Regions from separate parts of the Homo sapiens genome. Here region 2 is linked to region 1. The links are chromatin loops, found by intact Hi-C in ENCODE. Cell type or tissue: heart right ventricle. All regions are shown on one strand. Region 1 overlaps IQCJ-SCHIP1 (IQCJ-SCHIP1 readthrough). Region 2 overlaps IQCJ-SCHIP1 (IQCJ-SCHIP1 readthrough).

Evidence for each region. A loop is a pair of places that touch in the nucleus more often than their neighbours do. Peaks named below come from ENCODE experiments on the same cell type or tissue, not always from the same donor. Only the 100,000 strongest peaks of a DNase experiment are listed, where the experiment ranks them.
Region 2: a loop joins it to region 1, with 4 times the contacts of the local background. A loop is called at or near these places in 2 of 110 quality-filtered maps.

The regions. Positions count from the first base shown.
Region 1 is chr3:159,730,090-159,735,089 of GRCh38, reverse strand. The region is part of intron 4 of IQCJ-SCHIP1 (IQCJ-SCHIP1 readthrough); the gene reads right to left. The region is part of intron 1 of SCHIP1 (schwannomin interacting protein 1); the gene reads right to left. Among named protein-coding and RNA genes, the nearest start is that of IQCJ-SCHIP1-AS1, 36 kb to the left of the region's middle. In heart right ventricle, a CTCF peak has its summit at 2,688; no DNase peak of the experiment used is centred here; H3K4me3 peaks cover 1,116 bases; H3K27ac peaks cover 1,302 bases.
Region 2 is chr3:159,672,508-159,677,507 of GRCh38, reverse strand. The region is part of intron 4 of IQCJ-SCHIP1 (IQCJ-SCHIP1 readthrough); the gene reads right to left. All of the region lies in intron 1 of SCHIP1 (schwannomin interacting protein 1), which reads right to left. Among named protein-coding and RNA genes, the nearest start is that of IQCJ-SCHIP1-AS1, 94 kb to the left of the region's middle. In heart right ventricle, no CTCF peak of the experiment used is centred here; no DNase peak of the experiment used is centred here.

The DNA of each region.
Region 1 (5,000 bases):
GACTATGGAGTAATTTTATATTAAAAGAAAACAATCAACAATTCTTCACGTCTCTGAACACAAAATAAGTGGAAGTGGGTTTGCTTTAGGAAGAGCTTTCAAACAGTGAGACTGGTTGATGATTAGGAATGGGTTTCCCAGTGAGTTGGGCATCCTTCTGTGAAGGGAATGGGCACAGGGGATGAAGTAACTGTAGTCCTAAAGCTGAGCTACACAGCTGGTTTCCGTTTTCAAAACTTATTTCCTTTGCCAAGGAACAGTGTAATTTCCCAGGCAATAGAAAAAAAAAAAAAAAAAAAAAAGACAAGAAAAGAAATGAGAAATAGCATTTATGGAGCCTATGCCGAGTTCTGGGGTCTTCTGATCCTAATTAACATTCATTCTTTTTACAAATAAGAAAGCTAAAGTTTAGACTGGCTGAGTAATTTGCCTATGGTTATGGAAATAAATGAAGAAACTAGAAATTTAACTCAGATCTGCTCAATTCTAGGCTGGAAACTGAGGCACAGATAAAGTAAGTGGCTTGTGTGAAGTTGTAAGATCCATATGTGACTGAGGGCGGGGAGAGTCATTGAGTGAAATGTTTGGGAAGACACATCTTTTTTTTCGTTGGAAATACCTTGACTTATCTTATAAAAGATAACAGTATGGGCTGGGCACTGTGGCTCATACCTGTAATCCCAGCACTTTGGGAGGCCGAGGTGGGCGGATCATGAGGACAGGAGTTCGAGACCAGCCTGACCACATGGTAAAACCCCGTCTCTACTAAAAATACAAAAATTAGCTGGGCATGGTGGCACGTGTCTGTCATCCCAGCTACTCAGCAGGCTGAGGCAGGAGAATCGCTTGAACCTGGGAGGCGGAGGTTGAAGTGAGCCGAGATTGCGCCATTGCACTCCAGTCTGGGCGACAGAGCAAGACTCCCTCTCACAAAAAAAAAAAAAAAAAAAAAAAGTAAACAATAATAATAATAACAATATGGTACTTTTAGAGATTTTTCAGCTTTAAGGATAGAATTTTGTTTTTCTTTGTGCATCTATATTTGAAAGCAATGTATTTGACACTGCTTTCTGGATTTGCTTGGTACAAAATGAAGCAAAACTATACCCATGCACTCTGCTGTCTTCCACATTGTGAATGCATAAGTTAACTTTTTGCTTGGGACACCAATGTTTCTGAATGAGAAAGGTCCAAAGTAAAGCCCTTTGTGATTTTAGAGTCAAGAACAGATCTTTCTTTTCAGTAACCAATAATCACCACTTTGCCCATCCATCAGAAGTCGGAGGAGAAGAGAGGAACCCTTATACTAACAAATCCCTCGTGATAAAACAAAATCTTTTTTCATGAACATTCTGTCTTTAGAAAGCACTAACAAGTGGATAGAGCACTTGTTAGTTAATAATAAGAAGAATTCTTCAGTGACTACTCAGATGAATGAATATTTTTAAAAGGCATGGAGTATGTAAGGAATTTTAATCCAGCCTTCTTGTTCACTCCCCCACACAACTGTAGAGAAACCACTGCCTCTGAATGATGAATGGACCTTGACTCAACTAGGAGGAAAGAGGACCCCAAGCCCTGTAATTTAGCATCTCTTTTTTTAAATTCCTGGGTGGACTCCTTTTTTGGCTGTAGGCTCAGTTAAACGGCTTTGGATATTACGTAAAATGACCATCAAGTGTTTCTCCTTCTATACTACACCCATCTCTTTTCAAGCTCTCAGTAAAATCCCAACCCCAGCTGTATATACATCTCAATCTTAGAGAGAAACACATTTCTGCTAGGAAATCTTTAGCTATTAAAAAGTTTTATTAGTTAATTTCAAATTAATATTGTACCAGGCTCCAGACCATGGAGGAAAAAAATTCAAGAAGCTGAGTTAGTAAATGACGGAGCAGTAATTAGCTTAAATGAGATTTCTTCCAGCCCTTTGCTGGAAGAAAGATGACACAGAAAATCTGAGATGTTTCTGTGGATGACACAGAAAATCTGAGCTTAGAAAATCTCTCTTCTCTGCATGTGGTACTATGAGGATGCCAGAGATGCATTTCCACAATCATAGTCTTGTTTATTTATTTAGTCTCCTACTGCAGTGCTTCACACATGCACCCCCACCTCCTGCTCTGTGGCAGCCAAACCCTAATGGCTAACAAGCCAGGCTGCAAAAAGGGTTAAGGCTGCAGCCTTCCAGGCCTATAGACATTCCAAACATTCATGTACTTTCTCCTCTGCAGTCTGGTCCTGTAGCTCCAGCTCCTGGAAAGCCTTCAGCACTTGCAGAAGCAGTATTTCCTACCAGCTATGTTTGGTTTTAACTTGCGGTTCACCAGGTTATATAGCTCAAGAGTCTAAACTTATCCCTCCACGGTCTTATCTATAATTTGTCCCTCTTCCCCAGCTGAATTTGTTTCCCCTGCCCTGCCCTGCCCTGGAAATGCCTCAGGGCCTTCTGTAACCTTGCTGCCTTCTCCCCACAGGAAGTTAGATGCATCCTCACTGGCTGCATTACTGCACATTTCCCTTGTAACCTTGTTTTTTCCTTCAACTCAAACTTCTCCAAACAGCACCATCTCTGCTGACCCTGAAATTCTCTAGCCCTTTCATACCAGTCTTTCTAACCCGCCATGAGAACGATTATAGAGGGCAAATTGCGGAGAGAAGGTTTGGGAACTCACCTGCACAGCAGCAAGGATCAGACACAGGATGGGGCTGCCCGCAAACTTCCCAGGGACTGTCTGCAGCCAAATCTCTTGGCCTTAAAGGGACAGGGCACTTTTCACCATATAAGGAAGACAATTTCACTTGACTGCTTTGGAACCTGTTTGGGCAAGAAGCAGCTCCTCTTGACATTGCCTGCCAGGCTTCAGCCTTTTGAGGAAATTTGGAGCCTGACAATTCACAAGTTTCTGCACATAGTAGGCAATTTAATAATTCCTAAATAAGGGGCCAGGCGTGGTGGCTCACGCCTGTAATTCCAGCACTTTGGGAGGCCAAGGCAGGTGGATCACCTGAGTTCAGGAGTTCGGGACCAGCCTGGCCAACATGGTGAAACCCAGTACCCAGTCTCTACTAAAAATACAAAAATTAGCCAGGTGTGTTGGCGGCCTCCCAGCTACTCAGGAGGCTGAGACAGGAGAATGCTTGAACCTAGAGGCAGAGGTTGCAATGAGCCAAGATTGTGCCATTGCACTCCAGCCTCGGCAGCAGAAAAAAAAAAAATTCCTGGATAAGGCACAAGAAAGATATTTGGTGGGCTAATTTTAAAGGCCAGAAAACCCTTTATGTGGGACTTATTCTCTTACAAAAATGGTTTCTGGCAACTGTGAAGTCTTCCTCAATTATATGAAAGGGCTTCTGCTTCTATTTCAGGTTTGGCTTCCTTGAGACAGAGGATCTTGCTCGCCTCAAAGAGGAGGGCAGTTTGCCCCCTTCCTCCTGACTCCAAGACAAAAGAGAGAAGACTGAAGAGTGGTAAAGCTTGTGGTGTGAGATTTGGATTGTTGTAAGACACATTTGCGCTGCATCCTGAAAACAGTGAAGTGGAGATGATTTTGCTCTTTCAGCAGATAGAGAGCCCTTCCGAAACAGATAAACACGCACAGTCCTCAGTGGAGGCCCTCTACCGGCCTCGTCTACTCCTGAGCACACCTCTTGGACTCCCTTGGCTAAAGCCCACAGCTGAAGCTTGAGGGTTCCTTTTACCTTCCAGCTGGCAGGGACGAGGATGTGCTTTAGCAAGAGCAAAGATTTTCTACTGATAATATTCAAATGCAAAGCTGTCCTGTTGATTTGGGGGTGGATTAAAAGTAATTATAAAATGTTAGATTCTAAGAAGAGAGTAGAGCCTAATTTGGTCATCACTTTTGTGGTAACATACTTCTTTCTTTGCTGCTAACTGGATATTGTCTTTGAAAATGCTTTGACGTCTGCCAGGTGGCTCCAGCCAGCACCTACTCTTTTTTGCTTAGCTTACTATGCCTAATATCCAGTGTCTGAATCACAGATTTGGGATCTTTTAAAAACGGAATTTGGCGCTTGATTATAGAGTCTCATACTATCTTCACATCTTACTTTCTTGCATAAATTTTGAGTTTTAAGGACAAAGGCCACTCCATATTCCTCCTACTCTGATTAACTCCCAGCATGGAACAAGCATGTAGTAGAGTGGGAAATCTTTGTTGGATTTAATCAACTGAATGGAACCCTGGGTTTTTGTATGATGTCTAGATAGTTTTATGAATAAAATAGGTGTTTACTAAATAATTGTTTAGTAAATGGCTAACCCATCCCAGCCTCACTGGGAAAGAGAGGGAAAGGGGAGCTCCTCTCCCTTTTGCTGTGGTCAAATAAATACATGATTTATTTGCTTTACTCTCTCTTTTATATCAACTAGTAATTTTCATATCATTAAATTTTCTTTAAGGGAAGAGGTCAAAGGAATATCTTTAAAAGGTAATTATTGTGATTACTCTTTGATCCAGCAATCTAATTTCTAGGAATTTAATCTAATGAAATAATTAAAAAGAGGCAAAACATTATATTAATAGAGCTACTCATTGCATTACTATCTATAACAGCCATAACAAGAAATGACTTAAAGTTTCTAAGGTTATTTCATACAGTAATAATAATAGCTCATGCTGATTGATTGCTCATCATGTACCAGGCACTGCTCTAAAAGCTTTATGCAGATTAACCCACTTAATCTGTAATCTCACTTAATCTGTCTCAATTCTCATGTCAAACCTATGAGGTAAAAATGGTCATCATCCCCATTTTATAGGCCAGAAGACTAAGGCGCAGAGGTTAAAAAATTCCCATTTGGATTGAGGTATTTTGGCACCAGCATTTACAGTCTTAGCATCATTCTTTGCTCTCATTAGGACTTCCTGAACATTATAATAGGCACTAGGGACAGACAGATTTATGAAACAGAAAGGACTCCACTTCATATAGCCATTAAAGATAACAATTATGAAAACTATGTACAAATAAGGAAA
Region 2 (5,000 bases), 58 kb after region 1:
CAGACTTTCAGGGTCCACACCAGAACATGGCTGTGCAAGAACAGCTGGCTTCCTGATTCTCAGCCTGCAGTCCAACTCCCTTCTCTTCCTATCCCTGAACCATGGGGCGTTGTCTGCATGTATGTGAACACCTCCAACCCCTTACTACATGTCCAAGTTCCATTCATACTCAACATCAACAGCCCCCCTCCACTGGCCACTCCTTGGGCCTCTGAGTGTGCATACTAGTGGCACAGTCTGTCCTTGGAAGACAGGATGTGAGGTAGAAGGCTGTATAGGTCAGGGTTGTAGGCTTGCAATCAAATTCCCTCAAATGAATAGGGAATTCTAGGGTATTGGGTACCTGGATCATTGCCTAGAAGGGAAGGCTTGGGTTCCAGGTGGGCAAGACCTTTTGGCCCCTTGAACTCTTTGCTATGGGGGATGGAAGATGTGTCTGAGAATGTGGCTTTAGGATGGCCAGAGATGGTTCTGTAAAACACGTGACCTTTACTTGCAGGGGTCTAAGGGCAGTGTTGTTAGTAGGCATAACCCCACAGTAGTTCTGCCTCTACTGTGTGTAATGTGTTGCTGTAGACGTAATAATTGTTTACTAAATATATTTCACTCCATAATGTGGATTTATTTCTTTTCAAGGAACTATTATTGTCTCTATAAAATTCTGAGTAGGAAGACTTCCTTTGGGTTGCAGGGAGGTTGGGTGGTTGGATGATGATGGTGGTTGGATGACCACGGAGCTTGGAGCATACAGCCCAGGTGGCAGCCCTCTTGGGAAGAGCTGCTCAGTCGTAGACTACTCCAGCTGGCAGGGGCAGCAGTCTGTCCCACTTCTCCTCTCCTATCCTCCAGACATGTGGGTTTTGAGGGTTAGTCCACAGCTAGAGAGACTGCTCAAGGTCTGTTTACCCCGGAAACTCCATGTGCTGAAAGAATGTAGAAGACTTGAAGTTTCAAATATTCTTTGTGTTGTTTAAGGGGTCTTGAAAAAAACTTCTTTGTCACAGATTCAGGCCAACTCAGTATTCTATGTAATAAAAAGAAAGCTCCTCACAACAGGGAATCCCTAAAGCATTTATTCTGACAGTGAAATAGACATTTTTGAAGTACTCAATGAATTTAATTAGCCAAATAGTAATTAGCTATGATTTAAATGGAAGATTATTTCAAGAACTGAACAGAATACCACTGTTTATCTTCAGCATAATCTGAGTAATTGACTGCTCTTGAACTTTGATGTAGATAAAGGAAGCTACCTACCATCTGTTTCCTTAGGAAGAATATTTTTGAAAAGAACTGTAAAGTATAAACCCTTCTGGAGCCCAGTACCCCTCCCATATCTGAAGAAGTCCATAGATTTCATATGTAAAATTTTTTTTTGAGATGGAGTCTTGCACCGTCGCTCAGGCTGGAGTGCAGGGGTGCAATCTCAGCTCACTGCAACCTCTTCCTTCCAGGTTCAAGCAATTCTCCTGCTTCAGCCTCCTGAGTAGCTGGGATTACAGACACCTGCCACCACGCCTGGCTAATTTTGTATTTTTAATAGAGACGGAGTTTCTCCATGTTGGTCAGGCTAATCTTGAACTCCCGACCTCAGGTGATCCGCCCCCCTCAGCCTCCCAAAGTGCTGGGATTACAGGCATGAGCCACCACGCCTGGCCTCATATATAAATATTAACACACACTTCTGAGCCCAAACATGACTCCAAGTTTTCTGTCATGGACAAAGATGGGGAGACAGCACTTTTCTTTGCATAGATTTCAATTTCCAAGTAGGAGGGATTTTTACTTTCAGGTATGCCAGGGAGGATTTTTATGAAAGTAAAACTGGCCTAATAAGTGAAGATGCTTAGGGCTGTCAGCATTCCTGAACTACACTCACCAGAGCTTCTTAAACACATAATTCTCTCTAAACACTTTGTGCAGACCAAGCTCATGCGGGCCTGGAAGGCAGTTTCCTGGCCTTTTCGTGGAACCATCTCCAAAGATTTCATAGTGATGCACATTGTGTTCTTTCTACTAAGGTGACTATTTTTAGAGTGTGAAAAACAAAGACCATGATTTGACATTCAATTAAGTTAATTTACTCATCATACATAGTTGGGGATGGTGTCAACCTTCACGACTCATCTATACGTGTGTTTCAGAGAAGCATTAGAATACATCTGTAGCTATATTTTTTCTTAATTTGCAGGGACTGTGTAATTTAATATATGCATTTTCCTCTTCACTAGCATTATCAGCCATAGCAAACATGGGATTTTCCAAAGCATGGAGAAGTTGTGCCTATAAACTAAAAGGCCTTTCAGACTTGTACAGGAGATTCACTGGCATGTCAAACCAACAAGTTCAACATTTCTGCCTCTGAATGTCTAAAGCCATACAAACCAGCTACCTGTCTGCTGTTTTCTCCACCTCTACTTCTGTCTTTGTCAAGCCCTGAAGCTTGACTCTGAAGCACAGAAAACCGAGAGCACAAACCAGTCTGTGGCCTGGGCTCCTTTCTGAGCCTTCCTGGTCCAATGTAGGGTGTACATCAATGGCAGCCTTGTCCCTGGTGCTGGGGTTGGCACAAAGTTGCTCCCAACCTTAAACTCCGTAGATACTGCTGCCATTGTAGGGCTCTTCACCATCTCTCCCTGATCCCTGCTTCTATTTCATGAGTTATGGTTTCCAAGGAGACATGTGCCCATATATTCAAGAGGTGTGCCCAGTGGGTCCAGGTACGACTGAGTCATATCCTAATTGGAACTGGCCTAGCCTTTGGGATTGCATTTTTTTCTAGGTTCTCACTTAGGGAGCAGTGGCCTTGCTTATATACACCTTGCCTCCCTTCTTATCCTACTTTTAATTCAAATGTATTTTTCTAGGGCTAGCTTTTCCCAGCTTTTTTTTTTTTTTTTTTTTTTTTTAATCCTGACCCTATATGTAAGAACAGTGGATCAAAATCCTGCTATGCATGGACAGGTTTCCTCCAAAGACCGCTGCCACATGTCTAACCTTGATCTTTCAAAGACTGCCGGGACTTCCAGTTGTTGTATCTAGTTCACCTGCTGGATATGCTAGCAGCAGACACTGGAAGTTAGGCCCCTGGGCACTCTGCATGGGCTGTCCAGATGCCCTCTCAGGGGCACTTTCTGTAACTGGGCCAGTCCTCTCCAGGCCCTCTTCAACCAGTGCTGGGGACTTAGCTTGGTGCCCCTCTCCCTGACCCTTCTAGCCACAGTTTGTTGGGGATCAATGATTATGACTTGTGCTTAATTAATGTCACAAATAGGCCCAATTTTAAAAGAATTTGTAAGTTACATTTTATAAATATATGAAGGAGATGGCAAGGGATTGATGAAGAGAGTGAAAGTTTGTGGGATAAATGGAGCGTGCCCATTACCTGGTGCAGGTTTTGCAGATGAGTTATATTTGGAAATAACTTTGAAGAACAAAGGAAGTAGTGTGATAAAAATATGTAAAGAGACGGTTTCAGGTAGGTTAGATAAGCTCCATGGAAAGCATTGGGTAAACACTTTCATAACAGGGGGTACCAGGGTAGAAGGAACTGCAGGAGGAGAGAGCAGCATACTGGGAACATCCTGATGGCAGCGACTGGCTTGTTCATTTTTGTATCCTGGGCCTAGCACAGTGTCCCAAACATGGTTGGCATTTGGTAAACCTACTGTCATTGAATGAATGTTAAATGAGGCTGCACATGTTTTTTGTTGTTGTTGTTGTTGTTTTTAATATTAAGTCATTTCCTGGTGGGAAACAACATATTAGATAGCAAGTAACTTTCTCCCTCAGCTCTCCCCTCTGACAAAGGGCAAGCTGGCTTACGCATTTCTAGAGATAAATGGGGACCTCCTTTCAGGGGACCTAGAAGGATTTGCGGTAACTCATTTGCATCCCAGAGGAAAACTCCAAACTGGGCCTATATAGCTGCTCACATGAGAACTTTCCAAAGTTCTTTCCTCCAGGAACCTGTTGTCTAACATTACTGACAAGAGATATGGAATCAGGTGAGAGATTGCCAAATCAGCCTCAGCTATGCCTTTTTGATCAATTTAATCAACACATTCCAAAGCAATGGTATCTGCATACTGAAGAAATAGTCTATAGCAGTATCAAGAAGTCACAGACATACATGGCTATAGCTAAGCAGGATACAGGATCAGTGCATTTTCTTTGAAGTGCTGGAGAAGTAACTCCAGAGCAGGGCCATGCAGACTGCTCACCAGGCTCTGCACAGCTGAGACTTTGTACCTTACTGTTGCATGTTTTTTCTGTGAAGGTATTAGCTTAATTAAGGCAGAGACCCAGTGTCAATGATAACCAAATAACTAACAGAACAGAAACATTGTTTCAAGGCTGTGTCACTGGACAACTGGGATTTTTGTGTATTGGAGGAGGCGGGAAACATTGAGGAGCCTTTTTAGAAACCTCTAAAAGGCCAATACAAGAAACAAAAGAAGTAAACAGGTTTCGGTTACTTTTTTTCTTATTTGGATAACAAAAAGAGCTTATATGGTTCAGAGACTCTCTCATTCCTGTGGTGTGAATAGGGAGGGGCATGTTGTATTAGAAACTGCAGTACTCGCCACCACCACTTCTATTACTACTAGTGTAACCATCAGGGTTTTCTGTGCCAGAGACTCCACAGTGCACTTTTCATTTACCTTTACTTATATTTTATTTAAGACAAGCTTACAAGTAGGATGCTATTTCTTCTCCTTTCTAGAGATGAGGAGACTGAGGACCAGTAAGATTAAATATTCCAGCAAGGTCTCTCATAGAGCAAAAATTCTCAACCTTGGCAGTAATGACACTTGGGATTAAATGGTTGTTGTTTTTGTGAGGTGAGGGGCTGTCCTGTGCATTGTAGGATGTTTAGAATCCCTGGCTTCTGTCTATGCTAGTAGAATACCCATCAAGTATGACAACCAAAAATATCTCAAGACATTGCCAAATGTCCTGGGTAGGGGCGCAAAATTGCTCCAGTTAAGAATCATTAC